Linked DNA regions of Homo sapiens: region 2 is linked to region 1. A link is an interaction called in ENCODE POLR2A ChIA-PET data of the cell type or tissue named here. Cell type or tissue: HepG2. All regions are shown on one strand. Links, peaks and the distances in the headings refer to the core of each region. The heading gives the core; the rest is flanking DNA. Region 1 holds the start of LOC124904935 (a long non-coding RNA gene). Region 2 has its middle 130 kb from the start of BCAS1-AS1.

Region 1 (11,368 bases), core at 2,972-5,471:
GCCCCCACAACCTTCTGTTCCTTAGAAACAAGTCTCTGGACTCCGCCTACACTCAAGGGGAAGGGAAATAACCTCTGCCTTTTGGAGACAGGAGTGCCAGAGAATTTGTGGACCTATTTTAAAACCACCTCCAACTGTTTCGTTCAATGATTTCTAGCATCTAAATATGCTTGGCTCATATAGTCAGTGCTTTAATGGAAGTGGTTCCTGTTTATAGGTCTTCAACCTTATACAATTGGGGGCTTCCCAAAAGAAAAAGAACACAAAATTAGTTAGGAAAGTTAACGTTTATTTAGAATAAAAGAAGAAAGTACAACAAATTGTAAAAATTTTAAAGCTGAAAAAAATTACTAATATCATAAAATCCTCCCAAAATAGCATCTTTTAAAAATTAACCAACTGCTTGACTTTTTTTTGAAACACAGTCTTGCTCTGTAGCCCAGGCTGGAGTGCAGTGTCTCGATCTCGGCTCAGTGTAAACTCCGCCTCCCGGGTTCAAGTGATTCTCCTGCCTCAGCCTCCCGAGTAGCTGGGATTACAGGCACCTGCTATGATACTTTTGTCCTGTATGTTTTAGCTACAAACTCTTTAATTATCTTTTAACAATACTGGGTTATTATTTTATAGAGAGTGACTATGAGAAGGAGGATTTAGTCTTTCCTCCATCATGACTGATCAGAATTTTTAATATAATTTAATTTAATTTTAGAGACAGGGTCTCACTCTGTCGCCCAGGCTGGAATGCCATGGAGTGATCATATGCTAACTGCATTGTCAAACTCCTGGGCTCGGGTGATCCTCCTGCCTCAGCCTCTAGAGTAGCTGGGACCACAAGTATTAGCCACCACACTTGACTAATTCAATTTTTTTTTTTTGGTAGAGACGAGATCTTGTTATATTGCGCGTGCTGGTCCTGAACTCCTGGCCTCAAGTGATCCTCCCAAAGTGTTGGGATTGCAGGTGTGAGCCACTGTGCCTGACACGATTGATCAACAAAAATTTTTTTTAATTACTATTGTCAGTTTTGAAAAGTTTCTTTTGGCTTCACCACTTATTACTGGTCAGGTATTGTAAAATTTTAGGATTATTGTGTTAAATTTGAGAAAACATATATCACATTTCTTTCTTACATGACCTCCAAGATTTCAGGGCAATTCGAGTTTTCTTGCGCAGCAATTAATCTTAATGCTCTTTGAAGGATGACACTCATTAACCAGTCTTGTTGTCCCCATCCTCTGTGTAAAGATGGAGCATGTGCTTTATGTTATCTTTGTCGATGCCAATACATCATGTCAAGTCAACAAGAACTTTACTTCATTTTTCTGGGTGATTCTATCATTTACTCCTCTTTAATAATAGGATGATTGGATAACCCAATCGCTTATTCATTACTTTTACTCAAAATTCCGTCTTGTTCTTAATGGTGTGACCTGTGTTCTGTTTCAACAGAGAACTCACTGAGAGTTAAAGGTCAAGGTGCATCAAACATTATGAGAGGCGGCTGGGCACAGGGGCTCACACCTATAATCCCAGCACTTTGGGAAGCTGAGGCAGAGAGATCAGCTGAGGCCAGAAGTTGGAGACCAGCCTGGCCAACATGGTGAAACCCCATCTCTACTAAAAATACAAAAAGTAGCTGGATGTGGTGGCACACACTTATAACCCCAGCTATTTGAGAGGCCGAGGCTGAGAGTTGCTCAAACCCGGCAGAAGGAGGTTGCAGTGAGCTGAGATCATGCCACTGCACTCCAGCATGGGGGACAAAGTGAGACTTTGTCTCAAAAAAAAAAAAAAATTCATGAAAGGCCACCGGATTTGTTGGAAATGCACTAACCGTGACCATCCTGTGTGTTCTCACACACATGCTTGCTGTTTGTGGAACTGCAACACTGAAAGGTACATTTCAGTGTCTGCATATACTGTTTTACTGGAACACAGCTATGCTTATTCTACATGGATGCTTTTGTGTCACGCTGTCTGAGTTCAGTAATTGCATTAGAGGCTACGTGGCCTACAAAACCTAAAGGATTTGCTATTTGGCTCTTTACAAAAAATTTGCTGACCAGCTACCCTCCTATGGCAATAAGTAAAAGATATACTCACCCCTTCGGCCTCACTGAAGCAATGACCATTTTTCAGTCCTGAGTACATACCAACCTGTAGACTGCCTCAAGACTTACCTCCCTGCTATTCCTTCTGCCTGGAACATTCTTCTCTTTCCTAGCTAGTTTTCCTTCTGATCCCATTCATTCTTCAGACAATATCACCTAATAAGAAAAGACTTCTCTGAACGCCTATCTACAACAGGTCCTCCCTGTTCTTCTTTTTTTTTTTTTTTGAGACAGAATCTGTCACCCAGGTTGTAGTGCAGTGGTGTGATCTTGGCTCACTGCAACCTCTTCCTCCCAGGTTCCAGTGATTCTCCTGCCTCAGCCTCCCAAGTAGCTGGGATTACAGGCACTCGCTGCCATGCCCCGGATAATTTCTGTATTTTTATTTTTATTTTTTTTACTTATTTATTTATTTATTTTTTATTGATCATTCTTGGGTGTTTCTCGCAGAGGGGGATTTGGCAGGGTCATAGGACAATAGTGGAGGGAAGGTCAGCAGATAAACAAGTGAACAAAGGTCTCTGGTTTTCCTAGGCAGAGGACCCTGCGGCCTTCCGCAGTGTTTGTGTCCCTGGGTACTTGAGAGATGGGGTTTCACCATGTTGACCAGGCTGGTCTCAAACTCCTGACCTCAAGTGATTTGCTGGACTTGGCCTCCCAAAGTGCTGGGATTACATGTGTGAGCCACTGCGCCTGAACCTTCCTGTTACTCTTCACCATAGTTTCCTGCTCTTTTCCATGATGGTCCTGCCCATGGTTTCTAATGATTGATTGATCTTCTTGTTTAAAGTTGTTGTCCTCTTTACTCTGTAAACTCCCTGTCAATAGAAACTACATGTCTTATCACGATAGGTAAAAAACATGTACTCCGATGTCAGATGGCCTGGATTTGAATCCCGGCTCTGTTACTTATAAGTCATGGAAGCTCGAGTAAGTCATTTCCCCTCTCAGCTTCTCAGTTTTCTCATCTGAGAATGGGCGCAGTCATAGTAACGATTGCATTAAGTTCTGAAGGTTAAATGAGTTGATGCAGATAAACCACTAAGAACAATGCCTGGCTCATCATAAGCGTTAGAGAAGAGTTAGTTATTAATACTCAAAACTGTATCTTCAAGGTCCAGCACAAAAGAGCTGAATGAGTATCCCTTTAACAAGTGAAACTTTTTTTTTCTGAATGAAGCAGTAGTGGAATGAAGGTTTTATCTAGATGAAAAAATAAGTATCTCATATCTCTCTTGCTCTTTAATCATATGCTGCTGTACTGAAACACTATGGGCGTCTAATTTCATTTATCACATGAAAGGCAATGATTCACCTTGACTTACAAAACAAAGTCGAATCAGTAATGCAAGAGTTTGAATTATTTTTTAAAATTAATCCCCCCTCCCCCCAAGACTCCCCCAGGATCTGTATTAGTATGCCATGGCCAGAGTAAAACCTATAAATATTATGAGGCCTACATTACTCAGCTGTTGCCACAATAATGCAAAAAATCACTCCAAGACTCAGTGGCTTAAAATGGTAATTATTTATTCTCACATAAACATTTGCAAATTAGCTGGGGTTTAGATGACCTGGGGTGGTCCGGGCTGGGCTTCAAGTTATGGGCTGAGTCCAAGTTTGCTCCAGGTGTCTTCCATCTTCCTTGGACGCAGGCATGTGTATGCATCTCAAGGCAATGTTGGAAGTGCAGGAGAGCCAGGCCCACTGTGCAAATCCACAGTGACCTTGATGGCATCATGCTTGCTAACATCTTACTGGCCAATAGTCACATGGCCAAGTCCAACATCCCTAAGTCAGGGAAGGGTATTCCTCCAAAGTGTGGAGGAGTAAAAATTTTCTGAACACAAATCCGAACTATCCCAAGACCTGTACCCAAATAAAAATGAAAACAAAACTCAACTAAAACTTAAAACTGTGTCTTCCAAGGGACAAAAAAATCTGTATGTTGAAACTTAAATTAACTTTCCTGAATTTTCTTGTTGCATCATTTGGCCAGTAAGGCAGGAGCACGGTGTTCTCTCTGCTTTTCTGGTCCTTGAAGCATGTGCTTCGTCTGCATAATGGACCAATCAGAGCTGTTTATGTTTCTGTCCTAGCACCGCCCCCATGCAGCAGATATTTGATAAAGTTGGTGGAAGGCAATTGTTGAATTCTATAAATATATGGCAATTGCATCAATGCATGCTATATTTGTTTTACAGAAATTTAAGGTCGCTGTAGGTATTGTGCGTTTCTACATCAAAGCTTCAAAAATAGTTCCGGGGTGTGGAGGTGCACATAGCTTCTACTAGCAATACACACACTCTGGAGCACTCCCGGGAAGTCGTGGCCTCTGGGTTTTCTGTTTGTTTTTCTGTCTCCTTTGCAATGTAAATGAAATCACTTTCTCAGCCTGATCATTGCTCGAGGGAAATGCATGCCTGGAAAATAATCAACAGAGAGGAGAATGTAGACAAGTAAGTAAACAGTTTAATGAATATAAAATAAAACGTGAATTAAAGCTGGCTTTCAGAACCTACCATTATCCTTTCATCCACTGTTTATTCAATAATTACACAGTCAATTACAACTTGCATAAAGGATTTTATATACCTATTAGTCTATAAATATCTACAGTATATGCGTATTTATAGATAAAGAGGGAGGAGAGGATCGTGACTGAGGAAAAGCGTTCTGACAGAAATAACTGCAAATATTGCAAGGTTGAGCTTCTACCAATGCTAGTTTTTCCTGACCCAGGAGAACTCACATAGTGTTATGAATTTTAATATCACAGCAATTTTTTATCGAGAACCTAACAGGAGCCGCACATTGGATTAACCGAGAAATCTCTCTGTATCTATACTCATATTATTTCTAACCCATGTGACACAGCCACCAGATATCCCATTTTACAGAGGAGAACACTGAGACTCAGGAAGCAGTTCGAGCCTGTGTTTGAACTCTATTATGTTTCACGAGAGAATAGGCCTGTGATGAAGTTTGGCTACCCACCTGTGTACAGAGAGGGCCGATGGAAGACAAACAATGCAGGCATATTGATATCCATGTGGCTGTCGCATTTTTTGTGTGCCAGGATTAATGTAATAGAACACTCAGCATGGAAAGCCACCCCGGGGCTGCTCCTGTATATATTTTGTTACATATTCCCTTCTGTTTCCCTTCAGTCATTTAACATAGAGCTTCTTTCACTGGAGGACGAGAATAGGCGTGGTGAGTATGTCTCCTGGATTAGCAGGTGCCTCTGGTTTGAAAATGTTCATTCTCAGAACCATCGGTGAAACCCAGAGATGAAATCTTACAAGCTAATGATAAAGCTTCAAGTAGCCACCACCATGGGAAGGACTTAATTATGTGATGTTTAAAGCAGTGTCTGTAGATTACACAGATATGGTGTCTCCTTTCTGTCTGGCACATGCCTTACAAGGCACCTTTATTGAATCATGACTGTTAGCTTTCCTTGGCTGTGTATTAGGGCCCTGGAAGCTTCTATTCAGGTTTAGCTATTATCCACGCAAAGATCGTTATTGCTCTCTTGTTTGTATTTTAGCCTGGAGATTTGTCAAGGAAAGAAAAAACAATTAGGTAACTGTGTAATGACAAAAGAGCAATTTGGTTTGAAAAGTCTCAGAAAACAGCTATTTTTTTTTTTTAACTTCTAGGGCATTTCTGCTTTTTTGAAAACAAAATATGTTTAGGAGAATCTTTGTTTTTACAGATACAAAATAAAGCAAGAGGGTTTCTGCCTTTCTAGTTAAAGAGCAATCTTTAAAAGTCATCCAAGAAAAGTTGGCTCTGTTTTCTGAATTGCTATTTGGGAGAACAAAAGAAGCAAGGGAAAGTTTGACTTGACTTCCTCTACAATTTGTTTATATCATCGGAGCAGAAAGAATCTCAGGGCTCAGCTCTCCACTTCCTGAATGAGGAGAGAGAGAGAGAAAAAAAAATGCCCGTGTGTCAAATTCATTGAGATGTGCAAAGTGATCAGCAAAAATCCTGATGGACTGGAGCCCAAATGGCAAAGGAAGGATATTCTTCAATTCAGCTGCTATCTGGCAAGAGAGCTGCAAAGTCCTGATGGCGAGTGTCACCAAATACCTCCTCCTCTCCTCCCCAGCCACAGAAAGGACAGGCAAGGAGGGTGCAGCCTCTCCTGGCCTGTTGCTATGGAGTCGGGCTAATCCAAGACAATGTTTCAGTCGGTCCAATCCAAAGACAGCAGTGGTAGCAATGGAATAGCATTGAAATTATAAATATTTACTTGAAAATAATGCTCAAGCCAGACTTAACTGAAATGATAAGGTCCTGTTTACTTCTCTTGGTAGTAGCCAGCTGAAACAACCAAACCAGTTAAGCAACATTTTTTTTTTTTTTTTTTTGGTCAGGTATGTACTGAATCACTGGCAGCAAACTTGTGGGATTTTAGGAGAGAGCTTTTCTCTCTCTCTCTCTCTCTCTCTCAATTCTGGGCAGAATGCTTATTTTTGTTTCGTTTTGTTTGTTTTAAGGAAAACAACAACAGAACTTGAGGCTGGCTGAGTTTATTAGATTACTGATTATCACTGTTAGTTTCCCGCTGCTTGTATTTGTTGGGGGTGGTAAGGGAGATGAGGACAAGAATTCAGATGAAAAACACCCAGGCTTTTCTCTTCATGAAATCCCCCCTGTGAGGTTTTCCAGCTTGCCTTCCCATAACTTGATTCTGATGAGGTCTGCCATAGCTAACCTATTAAAGAGAACATTGAAATTGGTGGGTGAAAAGGGTTAAAAATACAGCTTAGCAGTGAATATATTCGGGTTTAGCACCCTTACTGGAGGCTGTGATTTCACTGGCCTTGGAATACCAGAGGGAATTGCAAAACATGTAGATAGAATGAAGAGATAGAGTGCAGATAGAGTGGGGACAGAACAGAGTGGTAAAGAGAACCAGGCTAAGGGTGGCTACTTCCCTCTGAAGGGTGGGTCATTCTTGCTAAAGTGGGTTTCTTGGTGAATTACAGTGGCAGCTCAGAGCTGGGTAAGAGGAGAAAATGCCATCCAATAAGGCTGGAGGCAGTTTGAAAGATGAATAATATAACATGCAGTGATTTCAAACTTCACGCTTTCTTATTGAAAGTTTTTCTTCCAGTTTGGAAGGCAAGTTTCAATCGATTCTCTTGTCTAATCCCTGCTTCCTGCCAGGCTGAGCTGTTGCTGTTTTCAAGAAGAAACCTGGGCCTTGATTTGAATGCTTCAAACACTCAGTGCTCAATTAGCCCTCTTTTGAATCCTCTCTGACGGTTGGTTAAATATGGGTCGAAAGTGCTTTTTTAAAGTGGAACTGATCTTGGGTTGAGGTAACTTAATCTTCCGGGTGTTAAGACGCTGAAAAATAATGTTTTAACGGAACAATTACTAGAAGACATGGAAATTGCATTAGGCTCGTCTGTCCAGTTCTATTTTATAGACATGAACATTTCAAAGTACAAAAGGCTATTCTATAAAAAGGACACTTGGCTATTCTTTATAAAGGTTCCCCTTGTACTTTTATAGAATGTTTACAAGGTTAATAAGTATGCTTTTTTTTTTATCACTGTATATTTTAAATGGCCCAACGACTGCTCCCACGTTGATTTGAGAATCATTGAAACTGCCTGAATGGAGCAGGGGTATCCTTTGTTTCCCATTGATTTGGAAACAAAAGACTCAGGGGGGAAAGAAAAGTTTAGTTTGCTTCTGAATGCCATATGCAGATGAACGTTCTGCTGATAAAATACACCAAGGATCTGAAAACTTTTTCAAGTCTTAGAACAGGAAGGTTACTCTTGCAGTCACACTGCATGTTTGAACCTGCCTTCCATTTTTCATTTCTCCCATTGTGCCCTGGGCTACCATGGGATTACTTATGTCACACACCCAAGTCTTCGGAAAAAAATAAACAGCAGTCAATAGAAGAGAACCACCATCAAACGAGGCAAAAGTTGTCTGCTGTTTCTTACTTAGGAAATACCCCATGGACATCATCAGTAAATAAGGTCCCCCACTTTCCCCCTCATCATTTTTCCCAATTTCTCTATATCCAAGATTCCCATCCTTGGCGCTAATATTTACGACTAGAACATTCTTTATTGTTGGTGGCTGTCCCGGGCAGTGTAGGGTGCTCACCAGTATCTGGTGACAGTAGCTGTTCCCTCTACAGTCATGAAAATAAAAAATGTGAAAATTGAGAGCTGGGCACAGTGGGTTCACCTGTAGCCCCAGCTACTCAGATGGCTGAGGCAGGAGGTTCCTTTAAGCCCAGGAGTTCTAGTCAAGCCTGGGTAATGTAGGAAGACATTGCCTCTAAAATACATATATACACATATATATTTTATATACAATATATTATATATTTTATATACAATATATTATATATTTTATATACAATATATTATATATTTTATATACAATATATTATATATTTTATATACAATATATTATATATTTTATATACAATATATTATATATTTTATATACAATATATTATATATTTTATATACAATATATTATATATTTTATATACAATATATTATATATTTTATATACAATATATTATATATTTTATATACAATATATTATATATTTTATATACAATATACTACATATGATATATTATATATAATTTATTATTTATATATAATATATATTATAGAATATATATTATGTAATATATATAATCATAATATATAATATATATAATAATATATTATATATATTATATATCATATATAACGCATATAATATATATTATATAATGCATATAATATATATTATATAAAACATAATATATATAATACATACAACATATAATATATTGTATATATAATACATACAATATATAATGTATTATATATAATATATTTTATATAATATATTATATATTATATATTTTATATAATATATTATATATAATATATTTTATATATAATATATATTTTATATATAAAACTAAAATAAATGTTATATATAATGTATAAATTTATATACAAATATAATTATACATAAATATAAATATCTAGAATATAGCATATATGGTATAGATCATATATATCATACTATATTATAATATATATTATAATATATAGTATTATAGTATGATATATACTATATTTTATATTATATACTATATACTATATGATATGCATCATATATTATATGATATATAGTACATACTATATATGTATCATATATTATATGATATATAATATATATAATATATAACATGTAGGATATACACTATATAATTTTATATATAATATAGTATACATATTATATATAAGTATGCAGCCTAAGCAATATGGCAAAACTCCGTCTCTACAAAAAAATTAGCTGGGGGTGGTGGTATGTGCCTGTGGTCTCAGTTACTCAGGAGTCTGAGGCGGGAGGATCAGCTGAACCTGGGGAGGTCGAGGCTGCAGTGAGCCACGACTGCACTTCAGCCTGGGCAACTGAGTGAGAACTTGTCTCAAAAAAAAAAAAAAAAAAAAAAAGTAAAGTGTCAACGTTGCCAATGTTTCCAAGAAGGGGAGGTGGGGGGTTGGCTTCTGGTTGGGAAATACTACTTGAGAACCATCTGCCCACAGACTCCTGCTTGAGAAAAGAAGAGGTTAGTTAAATGCTCAGCCAGTTATAATGAAAACAACTGGTTACAAAATCGTACTTTTAGTCAGAATTCATAGAGTAGAACTTAAAATAGACAAAAGGAAAGGGAAATAATGCATCAAGGGACCCAGAGATCACAGAATAGCCAGCCCTTCATTTTCAGGTGAGGGCCTCTGTGGGAAGGTGCGTTCCAAGCCACACAGTTGGAAGTTGAGCGAACTGAACCAAGGCTGGGCTTTTGTGTTTGCTGTTTAAACAGTGTGTGGTTTTACTCACCTACCATAGTGCTCCTCCTACTGGTGGGCACCTTAGAGTAGGCTGAAAACAACGTGTCTCACTGTCCTTTTTTGTTTGTCTCTGAGTATTTTTCCTTATGATCTTGAAGTAACATTTACTTAATTTGCAATGAATGAAAACAGGCATGTACAGCAATCGTTTAAAAAGTATATTTTATGAGGTTTTGTAAGGATAATAGATTAAAAATTATTGTAGTGACTGTAAATAAATATGGCTATAAAAAGTTAAATTCTTTTTGGCATATAAGATACATCTTTGCTCCTTTAGTAGGTGTAGTTTACATCAACTATTTTGTTATATATCTAAAAAAGAGAAGCCATGCCCAGAACCAAGTATTCCAAGTCCTATAATCATAAAGGTAATACTAGTAATGAGTGTTTCATGTTTACTTTTTAAAAAATAAGTTTTGAATTATGAGCTGTCCTGAGCAATAGCACAGGTGGACAGAATAGCATCACAAACAGTCCTGAGCTCAGCACTCTGCTTGACTGGTTTTGAGCTCTCCTGTTTCAGGGTCTTTTCAGGTCCTTCTGGCCAGGAACCGTCTTTCCTTTGCAGGGCTCACACCTTCCTTCCTTCATGCAAGCCTCTGCTGAGATGTTATCTCTTCGGACAGGTCTCCTGACTGCTCTATTTGTAGTGAATGCAACTCCTAAATGTATTCTGTATCATAAACAAAAAGCACCCTCCATCTCCCCTGGTCACTCTTCATAGCACTTATTATATATTTGTTTGACTTATTTATTGTCTAGCTTATCCAACTAGAATCCAGGCTGTGACTCGCTGAGGGCTTTGTTTTGTCTACCAATACCCAGAAGGATGCCTGTTATACTGCAGGCACTGAGTAAATATCTATTGAATAAAAGTATTATTGCCTGGGCAAACTTTGTAGGCAAGAGCAGGCTAGTAACAGTTTGGTGTAGGTTGATGAATTCTTACACTCTGGTAAATGACCTTTGTCTTTTTAAGTATAATAATATTATGTTTAATGTTTAAATGGCTTAACACGACAAATTATATTTCCAAGAGTTAATCATTTATCCATCTTAAATAACAGGTCTTGTTTTCAGTAGAGAAAAGTTTAAGAAGAAATATAAAAAATGGCCTTTCAGCCTACTGATCAGAGAAGCCCTAGTGACACTTAAACAAGCAAACAAACAAATAAAAACACGAGTTTAGGCTGCGGCTGCTCATGCCTGTAATCCCAGCACTTTGGGAGGCTGAGGCAGGCAGATCACCAGCCTGGCCAACATGGTGAAACTCCGTCTCTACTAAAAATACAAAAATTTGCCAGACGTGGTGGCACATGCCTGTAATCCCAGCTATTCCGGAGGCTG
Region 2 (11,368 bases), core at 4,087-6,586, 77 kb before region 1:
AGTGTGAGTTTAGAGAGAATGTTTAGCAAACACTGATAAATGAAAAGAAAAAAAATTACCAAAAACCCTGTATCTGCAAAACAACCACTGTTAATAGTGATCTTTATTTTCAGAGAATACAAATATAGATCAAGATTAATAGTGAAAATAAGGCCAGCATTTAGAACAGTATATGTAAAATCATTATTTAAAAACAAACAAGGCTGGGTACGGTGGCTCACACCTGTAATCCCAGCACTTTGGGAGACCGAGGCGGGCAGATCACCTGAAGTCAGGAGTTCAAGACCAGCCTGGCCAACATGGTGAAACCCCGACTCTACTAAAAATACAAAAAAAATTAGCGAGGCATGGTGGTGGCAGGTGCTTGTAATCCCACCTACTCAGGAGGCTGAGGAAGGAGAATTGCTTGAACCTGGGAAGTGCAGGTTGCAGGGAGCCGAGATCGTGCCATTGCACTCCAGCCTGGTCAACAAGAGCGAAACTCCGTCTCAAACAAACAAACAAACAAACAAACAAACTAGGCCAGGCACGGTGGCTCACGCCTGTAATCCCAGCACTTTGGGAGGCCGAGGTGGGAGAATCGCTTGAGGCCAGGAGTTCAAGACCAGCCTGGCCAACATGGTAAAACCCTGTCACTACCAAAAATACAAAAATTAGCCAGGCACGGTGGTGCGCACCTGTAGTCCCAGCTATTTGGGAGGCTGAGGCAGAAGAATTGCTTGAGGCTGGGAGGCAGAGGTTGTAGCAAGCTGAGATCATGCCATTGCACTCTAGTGTGGGAGACAGAGTGAGACCCTGTCTCAAAACAAAAAACAAACAACCCCCGCCCCGAAAAAAAACCCCAAAACAAAACAAAAAAAACAAACAAAGCCAAGATCTCTCTGAGGTTGTGCCAAGCCCACTGTGCTTTTTCTCATTTATCTTGGCTTCTGAAAGAAAGGAATGCTATTATGACCACTTTACAGTGGGAAAGGTTGTGTCGTAGGGCTTCTACATCATGTGTCAGAGCTGGGATTTGAACCCAGGCCATCCCAGTGCCCATGTTTACCTGTAGGCACAGCAGCCTCACAGATGTCACATCACACACAGTGTTTGCGAAATTTATCTCAACTTTTGTTGTGATGAAAAATTTCCGACAAATACTTTTCTGCAAGATAATTTTTTAACCACTGCACACTATTCCAGGGATGGGTGTATCAATCCCATACATCTCTATTGATTATGTCTCCATGATTTCATGTTTATACTATTACATCAATGAGGTGAATAGCATTGTCTATATATATTTGCACGCATTCTTATTTTTTTTAGGATAAATTCCCAGAAGTGGAATTGCCCAATAAAACAAAAAAGACTTCAAGCCATTTGATATACACTGCCAAGCTGGCTCTCAGAAAATTGTGCTAATTTACATTTCTAACATCAGTATATAAGAGTGCTTTCTTCTATATGTTACCAACACTGGTTATTAACAATGGAAATTCTTTTGCAAATCTTATAGTTCAAAATATTATATATTACCTTATTATTCATGATATTTTCTGGTAAAATTAAAATGCTAACCATACCAAGAGTAGGCAAGAATGTAGAGGGACTTGGCCAGGCACAATGGATCACACCTGTAATACTAGCACTTTGGGAGGCCAAGGTGGGTGGATCATTTGTTGGGAGTTCAAGACCAGCCTGGCTGACATGGTGAAACCCCATCTCTACTAAAAATTTAAAAATTAGCTTGGCATGGTTGTGTGCTCCTGTAATCCCAGCTACTCGAGAGGCTGAGGCTGGAGAATCGCTTGAAACTGGGAGGTGGAGGAGGTTGCAGTGAGCCGTGATTGCACCACTGTACTCTAGCCTGGGTGACAGACTGAGACTCTATCTCAAAAAAAAAAGCTGCCATGGGGGCTCATGCCTGTAATCCCAGCACTTTGGGAGGCCGAGGTGGGTGGATCACCTGGGGTCGGGAGTTTGAGACCAACCTGACCAACATGGAGAAACCCTGTCTCTACTAAAAATACAAAATTAGCTGGGCATGGTGGCGCATGCCTGTAATCCCAGCTACTCAGGAGGCTGAGGCAGGAGAATCACTTGAACCTGGGAGGCGTAGGTTGTGGTGAGCTGAGATGGTGCCGTTGCACTCCAGCCTGGGCAACAAGAATGAAACTTCATCTCAGAAAAGAAAAGAAAGAAAGAAAAAGAATGTGGAGGGACTGGAACTCTCATATACCACTGGTAGGAAAGAAAGATGTTGCAACCATTCTGGAAAATAGTTTGACAGTTTCTTTAAAAGTTCAATGTCCATCTACCCTATGATCTAGCCATTTCATGCCTTGGTATTTATCCAAGAGAAAAGGAAATAGATGTCCATACAAAGAGTTGTACACAAATGTTTATAGTGGTTTTAATTGTAATAACTTCAAACTGAAAATAAACCATATGTCCGTCAACAACTTAATAGATAAACAAATTGTGGTACATCCATACAATGGAATAGCACTCAGCAATAAAAGTAAATGAACTATTGATACATGCAATGACATTAGTGATTCTCAAAATTATTATGCTGAGTGAAAGATGCCAGACAACAAAGAGTACATGCCATTTGATTCCATTTGTATAAACACTAAGAAGTATACACTAATCTCCATTTAGTGACACTAACCTATAATGACACTAATCTATAGTAAAGCAGACCAGTGGTTGCCTGGTAATCGGCGGGAGGAACAAAATAAAGTAATTACAAAGAAATCTTTTGGACTAATGGATATGGTTACTATATTGATTTGTGGTGATGATTTCATGGTCATATACATAGAACAGAACAAAACAAATTGTACCTTTTCAATATGTGTAGTTATTGTATGTTAATTACATGTCAATAAAGATGCTTTTAAAAATCCCCCCAGGTAGGCCAGGTGCAGTGGCTCATGCCTATAAGTCCAGCACTTTGGGAGGACAAGGTGGGAGGATTGCTTGAGCTCAGGAGTTTGAGACCAGCTTGGGCAACATGGCAAAACTCTGTCTCTACCCAAAATACAAAAATTAGCTTGGCATGGTGGTGCATGCCTGTGGTCCCAGCTACTTGGGAGACTGAGATGGGAGGATTGCGGGAGACTGGGAAGTTGAGGCTGCAGTGCGCCATGATGATGCTACTGCACTGTAGCTTGGGTGAGAGAATGAGACCCTGTCTCAAAAAAAAAAAAAAAAAAAAAATTCCTCTCAGGACGGTTGGCCCTACGTACGTGCGGATTCTGTATCCATGGATTAACTCAACTCAACTGAAAATATTTGAAAAAAAAAAAAAAAAGATGATTGCCGGGCGCAGTGGCTCACGCCTTTAATCCCAGCACTTTGGGAGGCTGAGGTGGGCGGATCACCTGAGGTCAGGAGTTCGAGACCAGCCTGACCAACATGGAGAAACCCCGCCTCTACTAAAAATACAAAAAAATTAGCCGGGCTTGGTGGCACATGCCTGTAATCCCAGCTACTCAGGAGGCTGAGGCAGGAGAATCACTTGAACCCGGGAGGCGAAGGTTGTGTTGAGCAGAGATTGCGCTATTGCATTCCAGCCTGGGCAACAAGCGTGAAACTCTGTTTAAAAAAAAAAAAAATGCATCTGCAGTGAACATGTACTGACTTTCTTTCTTGTCGTTTCCTGAATAATACTGTACAACAACTATTTATATAGGCTTAGGTGTTATAAGTAATCTACAGGTAACTTAATGTGTACAGGAGGATGTACATAAGCTGTATGCAAATATACCTTTTTCTTTTGTTTTTTGAGACAGGGTGTGTTTCTGTTGCCCAGGCTGGAGTGCAGTGGCAAGATCTTGACTCACTGCAATCTCCACCTACTGGGCTTAAGCCATCTTCCCACCTCAGCCTCCCAAGTAGCAGGGACTACAGGGGGACGCCATCATGCTGAGCTAATATTTGTACTTTTTGTAGAGATGAGGTTTCGCCATGTTGTCTAGACTATGCTGGAACTCCTGAGCTGAAGTGATCCGCCTACCTTGGCCTGCCAAATACACCTTTTTCTGTCAGGAACTTGAGCATCTGTGGATTTTGGTATCCGTGGGAGGTCCTGGAACCAATCCCCCAGGGATATGGAGGGACAACTGTATTACAATATTCTCATTGTTTTACTTATTGTTGTTGTTTACTAAGCAGGGGCACTGAATATGGTCAGGCAGGCTGCCAGTTTCACAGTTCTCTATTTGGAGTGTCTGTTTCCAAATAGACACCCCCCCCGAAGCTGTGAAATGGGGCAGCTTCGCCAATAAGCTGAACATCATGGCATCTATTGATCAGCCTTTTATATTTCTTTTTACGGGTATTGCCTTTATTTTGAGGATTTTCCATCTGTAAGTTCTCTTTATATAGGCTATTAGGCGTCTGTCATACATGTTGCAAAGATGTTTTCCAGCTTTGCAATTTGGAGTTGACTTTTGACACCGATGAACCAGTGACAATTACTTCTGATCCGATAACTTATTTGTTGGCAAAGCATGGTCCTGTGAATTCCTTTCTTGGCACCTAGGATCATTGCTTCAGCATCTGTTCTTTTAGAAAACAGGTTTGTCCAGCAACTTGTATTTGTCATCTTCCTTGTGATTTGTTTGATCAAGTACATTGTCTGTTAAGTTGAGTTGCTGCTGGCTTTCAGGTCAAACGCATTAGGCTTTAATAGGCATTCTGAAGTGCTTACCAAACCCAGCTCTGTAGTAAAGGAACTGTTAAGAGTCCTTCTTTTCTCTTTTCCTTCTCCTACTTTTATTTCAGTTTGTTGAATTCCTCCCATAATCTGCCTCTGGGTTAAAGGCTTTACGTTATCTTTTCACATCTAATTCTCATAACCTTGTGATCCTAGGTGTGGTTAGTTCCGTTTTTTATTTAAGGAAACTAACTTGTGGAGAAGTAAAAAAAAAAAAATTCTACCCAGAATCACATGGGTAGCAGGTGAGGAAAGTGACTTTTGAACTTACATTGGTCAGACTCCAAAAGTCAAGCTCTTAACCTTCACCCTACTACCTCTAACTTACCCTGGCTTTCAATGAGTTGCTTGTGTGTTTCTTCGTCTTTTAACCCTGATAAAGAGATTTGGTGCACAATAGGACCTGAGATCTATTGGGTTGAGAAAGAGAAAGAATATTCTATGTGGGGTGGGCTGAGGAGGTGTTTCCAAAATGTTTCCACTTCAGTTTCATACACAAACATACAATGGATGAAAAAGCAGGAAGGCAATAAGCTCACTTTGTTACACACTCCTCCGCAGTCAGGTTGTACATAATGCCGCTACGAGCAGCTTCTCAACCTCAGCACTGTTGACATTTTGGGTGGATAATTCTTTGTTTTGTGTTGCTGTCGTGTGCCTTGGATATTTAGCAGTATCCCTGGCCTCTACCCACTAGATGCCAGTAGCACCTCCACCCCTGCTGTGACAATGGAAAATGTTTCCAGACATTGCCAAACGTCCTCTGGGAGGAAGAATCGCCCCTGGTAAACACTCAATGGCCTATGATTAATAAAGGCTTAACAATGCCTTTCACAGCTCCAAAGAAATATCCATAGATTACAAGGCTAATAAAGATACACTGGGTCATGTATTTCTCTCCTTCTCTCTCTCTCTCTTTTTTTTTTCCCGCTAGCAGAATTTCCTAGTGGAAGCTGAATGTTTGATTAGCACACTTAGAAACCGTAGAAATGTTTATTTAAATATATGGCTAACACAAAGAAAACATTTTTATCATTATTTTCTCATTACAGATAATTTTTTTTTTTGAGGTGGAGTTTCGCTCTTGTTGCCCAGGCAGGAGTGCAATGGCATGATCTCAGCTCACCACAACCTCCGCCTCCCGGGTTCAAGTGATTCTCCTGCCTCAGCCTCTCGAGTAGCTGGGATTACAGGCATGTGCCACCACACCCGGTTAATTTTGTATTTTTAGTAGAGGCGGGGTTTCTTCATGTTGATCAGACTGGTCTCGAACTCCTGACCTCTGGTGATCCGCCAGCCTTGGCCTCCCAAAGTGCTGGGATTATAGGTGTGAGCCACTGTGCCCGACCATTACAGATAACTTTTATTGAACTCATACTGTTTGCCAGTCCCAATGCTAAATCCCTTACTATGTCATTTATCTCATTTATGACTCACAGGTTTTAAAAATAGACATGAATGTTATGCCCATTTTACTGATGAGGAAATTGAGATTTACAAACATTAAATAACTTCTTTTAAGATCACTGGAAAGATTAATGCAGCTGAAAACTTAACCCAAGTTTGTTTTACACTGGGGTTTATTTACACTACTGACTTCCAAAATTAATATTCATCCACAGTAGGACAATTAAACACAATCATTAAAAACAAAATGAAGACTATAAAATCAGTGCTATCTTACCACTCAGCAATAATCTGTATTGACATTTTGCTATGAATTCATTCAGTCTTCATTCTCTGCATTTAAAAACATATATGCTTTAGAAAAAACGAAACATGTTTAATATCCTATGTTTTTTCTTTATATTTGGGACTACTTTTCCATCATGATGTTAAACATTCTTTACTAAGTACCATTTAAAAGGGCTATATAAAAATTAAAAAAATTAACCAGACATGGTGGCATGTACCTGTAGTCCCAGCTACTTGGGAGGATGAAGTGGGAGGTTTCTTTGAGCCAAGGAGTTAGAGACCAGCCTGGACAACATAGTGAGACCCCCACCTCTAAAAAAATAAAAATATTTAGCCAGGGGTAGTGGCGTGTGCCTGTTGTCCCAACTACTTGGGAGGCTGAGGCAGGAGGGTTGCTTGAGCCCAAGAGTTTGAGGCTGTAGTAAGCTATGATCGTGCCACTGCACTCCAGCATGGGTGACATAATGAGACCCTGTCGCAAAATGAATGAATGAATGAATGAATAAATGAAAGAGCTATTTCATATTCTACCAGGGAACATTTAAACAGTCTCCCATTGCCAGACATTCTGGTTGTATTTTTTTCCTCTCTCCCTCTCTCCTTCTCCCACCCTCTCTCTTTCTTTCTTTTTCATGTTATTTACACAAGATAAATTCCTAGCAGTGAAATACTGGAGTAAAAGTAATCCTATGTATTTTGAAGAGTGCCGATGTCATCAAAAAGTGATATATTTTTAAGGCTCATGATGCATGCTGTCAAATGCACCCCCCCAAAGGTTGTACTGATTTACATTTTACCTGCATTGGATGGATGGATATACTTTTTTCCTCCAAAAAACAAAGGGCTTCTAACTAATTAAAAACAAAAAAACATGGCCAGGCATGGTGGCTCACGCCTGCAATCCCAGCACTTTGGGAGGCTGAGGTGGGCGGATTACCTGAGGTCGGGAGTTCGAGACCAGCCTGGTCAACACTGCAAAACCCTGTCTCTACTAAAAATACAAAAATTAGCCGGGTGTGGTGGCACATGCCTGTAGTCTCAGCTACTTGGGAGGCTGAGGCAGGAGAATCGGTTGAACCCGGGGGGCAGAGGTTGCAGTGAGCCAAGATCACACCACTGCACTTCAGCCTGGGCGACAGAGCGAGACTCCATCTCAAAAACAGACAAAAAAATACACACACATATGCATATTCACACACACACACACACACACACACACACACACACACGCTTGTAGATATCACAGAGAAAGTCATATTGCCTTTTATTTGCATTTCTTTGCTAGTAATAGTTCTTTATGAAACATGAGAAATTTATGCACTTAACAAGAAGTAGTGGGGGAGTAGTAGTTAAAGATAGACTCTGCAATATGAGGAATAGTGAGACCCATTTCACAGATGAAAAAGTGTGTAGACCTAAAATGTTAATGTGTATATTTAATTATACAACATAACTGCAAATCAATGTAAGAGAATAGGTTTAAACTCCTTACAAACATACTTCTTATATATCTCATAAATCTGAACCCTAAGATGAAAGCAAATTGACAAATTAATACAAACAAAACTATGAGGACTTGGAAACCCAAATTAGCAGCAATAATTTCATATGTGGATGAAACAACTGCACAGAAGTGCAATCTCTGTAAGCAGTGTGGATGCCTTGTCATGGCACTTTCTGAGTCTGCAATGACTCAGCCCATCCTCCACTTTTCTCCTGAATCACGAAAAACAAAGCATTCCTGCTGGCACAAATGCATCCTTTACATGCCCATCCTGCCTCTTTCTTCTTCCCATTCACTCCACAAGTAAAGTAATATAACTTGGGGTCATTTATTGTAAACCCAAGTACACAATTAAGTGGGATGTTTAGTTAGCATACGGAAATATTATGTTTAGATCATTTGCGAAAGAGAATGGAAATGTAAACTACTTTCTTATAGGAAACTAAAACCCACTTAGCTAAATGTTGAAAGCATAGGCCAAGGATGAGACAGACTGAGCAAGTCAGAGCCACAGTGTTCTTATCTGTGAAATGGAGGAAATAATAGTTACCCCATAGGTTGTAGTAGATTGAGTCAGAATAATGCAGGTAGGCTGCTTATGACATGCAAACTATTATTAAAACATGTTTTCCATTCGTCATTTGGTTTCTTAGAGACAACCCAGATTTTCGTCTTCTTTTTTTTTTTAGACAGAATCTCGCTCTGTTGCCCAGGCTGGAGCACAGTGGCGCAATCTTGGCTTACTGCAACCTCTGCCTCCTGGGTCTAAACCATTCTTGTGCCTCAGCCTCCCGAGTAGCTGGAATTACAGGCACGACCTACCATGCCTGGTTAATTTTTTTGTATTTTTAGTAGAGATGGCATTTCGCCATGTGGGCCAGTCTGGTCTCGAACTCCTGAGCTCAAGTGATCCGCCTGCCTCGGCCTTCCAAAGTGTTGGAATTACAGGGATGAGCCACCATGCTGGTATCTCTTTTTGGTGGTATCTCTTTTTCCCTCCCTGTATCCATACCCTTTGCACATACTACCTTTGTGATCTCTTCCATGAAGAAATGAGATCTATTTCCCACACCTTGAATAGCAGCTGGATTTTTGTCTTGCTTTGGCCAACGGAATCCTGTTGTATTTAAGGAGAAATGTTTCATTCCAAAACAAGACCACAGATTATTTTAAAAGTCCCCAAAGCAGGAGATCTGTGTTCCATGATCCCCCCCCGCCCCTGCATTTGCTCCACTCAGCCAAGGTCTAGCTGGAGTGTTTTTACACCAAGATTTCTGTTCGTTTTCATTGATACAATTCAGTTGCACAGAGCGCTTCTTAATCTCTCTGCTCAAATAATTGGATGTGTTTCGAGTGATTTTCTAAGTGAGAGAATCAGTGGTTTCTATGCAGCATAAACACCGGGAACCTGATTCACAACTTTCTTAGTGGAGTCTGACATCTACAGAAGCCTCCCTGCGGATCTTGACTCTCCTTCCTGGCATCTGACTCCAGGAAGGTGGCGTCTGAACCACCTCCTGCCAACAAAATCCTGGGAAAATAAAGCTGGACCCATTCAAGGCGAAATTCCCCATAGCCACAGCAAGCTGGAATGAATTTACATGCACATTTAGTTGATATTTCCTGCTTGTCTCTTGAACATGTAAATGGATGCTACTCCTTTCTGTAGAAGCAGGGTCAGGTAAGGACACAATTAATGCTTACAGGTTTCCCTGAGGGCTCCCAGGCCCCCAATCTCCCAATCTCACACTTCCCTAATACCGTGACTCATGGAGTCTCATGCTCACAGTGAAACCCTGAAACCCCTGCCAGTTCCTTCAAATCTTTTTAATCTTTTTTTTTTTTTTTTTTTTTGAGACGGAGTCTCGCACTGTCAACCTGGCTGGAGTACAATGGCACAATCTTGGCTCACTGTACCCTCTGCCTCCTGGATTCAAGCGATTCTCCTGCCTCAGCATCCCGAGTAGCTGGGATTATAGGCGCCCACCACCATGTCCGGCTAATTTTTTGTATTTTTTAGTAGAGACAGGGTTTTACTATGTTGGCCAGGCTGGTCTCGAACTCCTGACCTCATGATCCACCTGCCTTGGCCTCCCAAAGTGCTGGGATTATAGGCATGAGCCATGGCACCTGGCCTCCTCCAAATCTTTCTAAGAAAGCATTTTGAAGCCCAACTTCATTTTCATTATTATTATTAATTGGGGTCCAATTTTGCATACAATACGTTGCAAAGGTTTGTATTTATTTATTTATTTATTTATTTATTTTTATTTCTTTATTTGAGATGGAGTTTTGCTCTTGTTGCCCAAGCTGGAATGCAGTGGCATGATCTCGGCTCACTGCAACCCATGCCTCCCGGGTTCAAGTGATTCTCCGGCCTCAGCCTCTCAAGTAGGTGTGATTACAGGTGCACGCCACCACTCTCGGCTAATTTTTTGTATTTTTAGTAGAAACAGGGTTTCACCATGTTAGCCAGGCTGGTCTCGAACTCCTGACCTCAGGTGATCCGCCTGCCTTGGGCTCCCAAAGTGCTGAGATTACAGGTGTGAGCTACCACGCCTGGCCAAATTGCAAAGATTTTAAATGTAGTTTTATGTCTTCCAACAAAGCTCTATACCCTTGTAACCACTGCTCCAATTGATATAAGAACTCTTTTATCACTGTACATTCCCTTATGTCTTTTTCCAGTAACAATCCGTCCTCTCCCGAGATTTTGATTTCTAACACCGTAGCTCAGTCTGGCCAGTTTTCAAACTTCACATAAATGGAACCAGACAAAATGATCACTTTTGTGTCTGGCTTCTTTTTATTGAAATGTTTTTGAGATGCGTCTGCATTGTTATTTATGTCCTTAGTTCATTTTAAAATTACTTCTGAGCCATGGTCCATTGTGTAGCTATACAGCGCTTTAACAATTCACCCGTTGATGGACACTTTATTTATTTTTTCCAGTTTTTGACTATTATGAATAAAGCTGCAATGAACATTTCTGTATGCATGTATATATTTCTTTTTGGAAATGTGTGTTTATTTCTCTTGGGTAAATACTTAGAAATGGAATTGCTAGGTCAGGGGGTAAAAGTATGGTTAATGTATGTATAAGAAACTGTCAAACTGTTCTCCAAAGTGGAGAACTTACTTGATTTTGAGACTTGTGATTACATTATGTGCTGCATTTCCTGCCCTTTATTAACACAATAGTTTTTTTTTTCTTCTTTGTCTGGGTAAAAGAGATTGTAAAAAGTGGCTGTATCTTTTTCCTCCCTGTATCTATACCCTTTGCACATATTTTTTTGTGATCCCTTCTATGAAGAAGTGGGATCTATTTCCCACTCCTTGAATAGCAGCTGGATTTTTGACTTGCTTTGGCCAACAGAATGCAGTAGAAATAGCAGTGTACCGGCACCAAGCTCCAGCCTCAGGAGACCTCATGAGAGTCTGTTTATATTTTGGAACAC

What was found. ChIA-PET counts read pairs that join two places held together with the same protein. Peaks named below come from ENCODE experiments on the same cell type or tissue, not always from the same donor. Only the 100,000 strongest peaks of a DNase experiment are listed, where the experiment ranks them.
Region 2: POLR2A ChIA-PET joins it to region 1 with 35 read pairs; 9 of 35 experiments call an interaction of 5 or more read pairs at or near these places.

The regions. Positions count from the first base shown.
Region 1 is chr20:53,859,953-53,871,320 of GRCh38, forward strand. LOC124904935 (a long non-coding RNA gene) reads right to left here and starts at 6,212. Exons shown (of 2, transcript XR_007067665.1): 1 at 5,109-6,212; 2 at 3,625-4,534. In HepG2, for the core only: no CTCF peak of the experiment used is centred there; a DNase peak (open chromatin) is centred at 4,399; H3K4me3 peaks cover 49 bases.
Region 2 is chr20:53,781,672-53,793,039 of GRCh38, forward strand. No RefSeq gene overlaps it. Among named protein-coding and RNA genes, the nearest start is that of BCAS1-AS1, 130 kb to the right of the region's middle. In HepG2, for the core only: a CTCF peak has its summit at 5,411 (motif pointing right); DNase peaks (open chromatin) are centred at 5,020 and 5,380; H3K4me3 peaks cover 1,023 bases.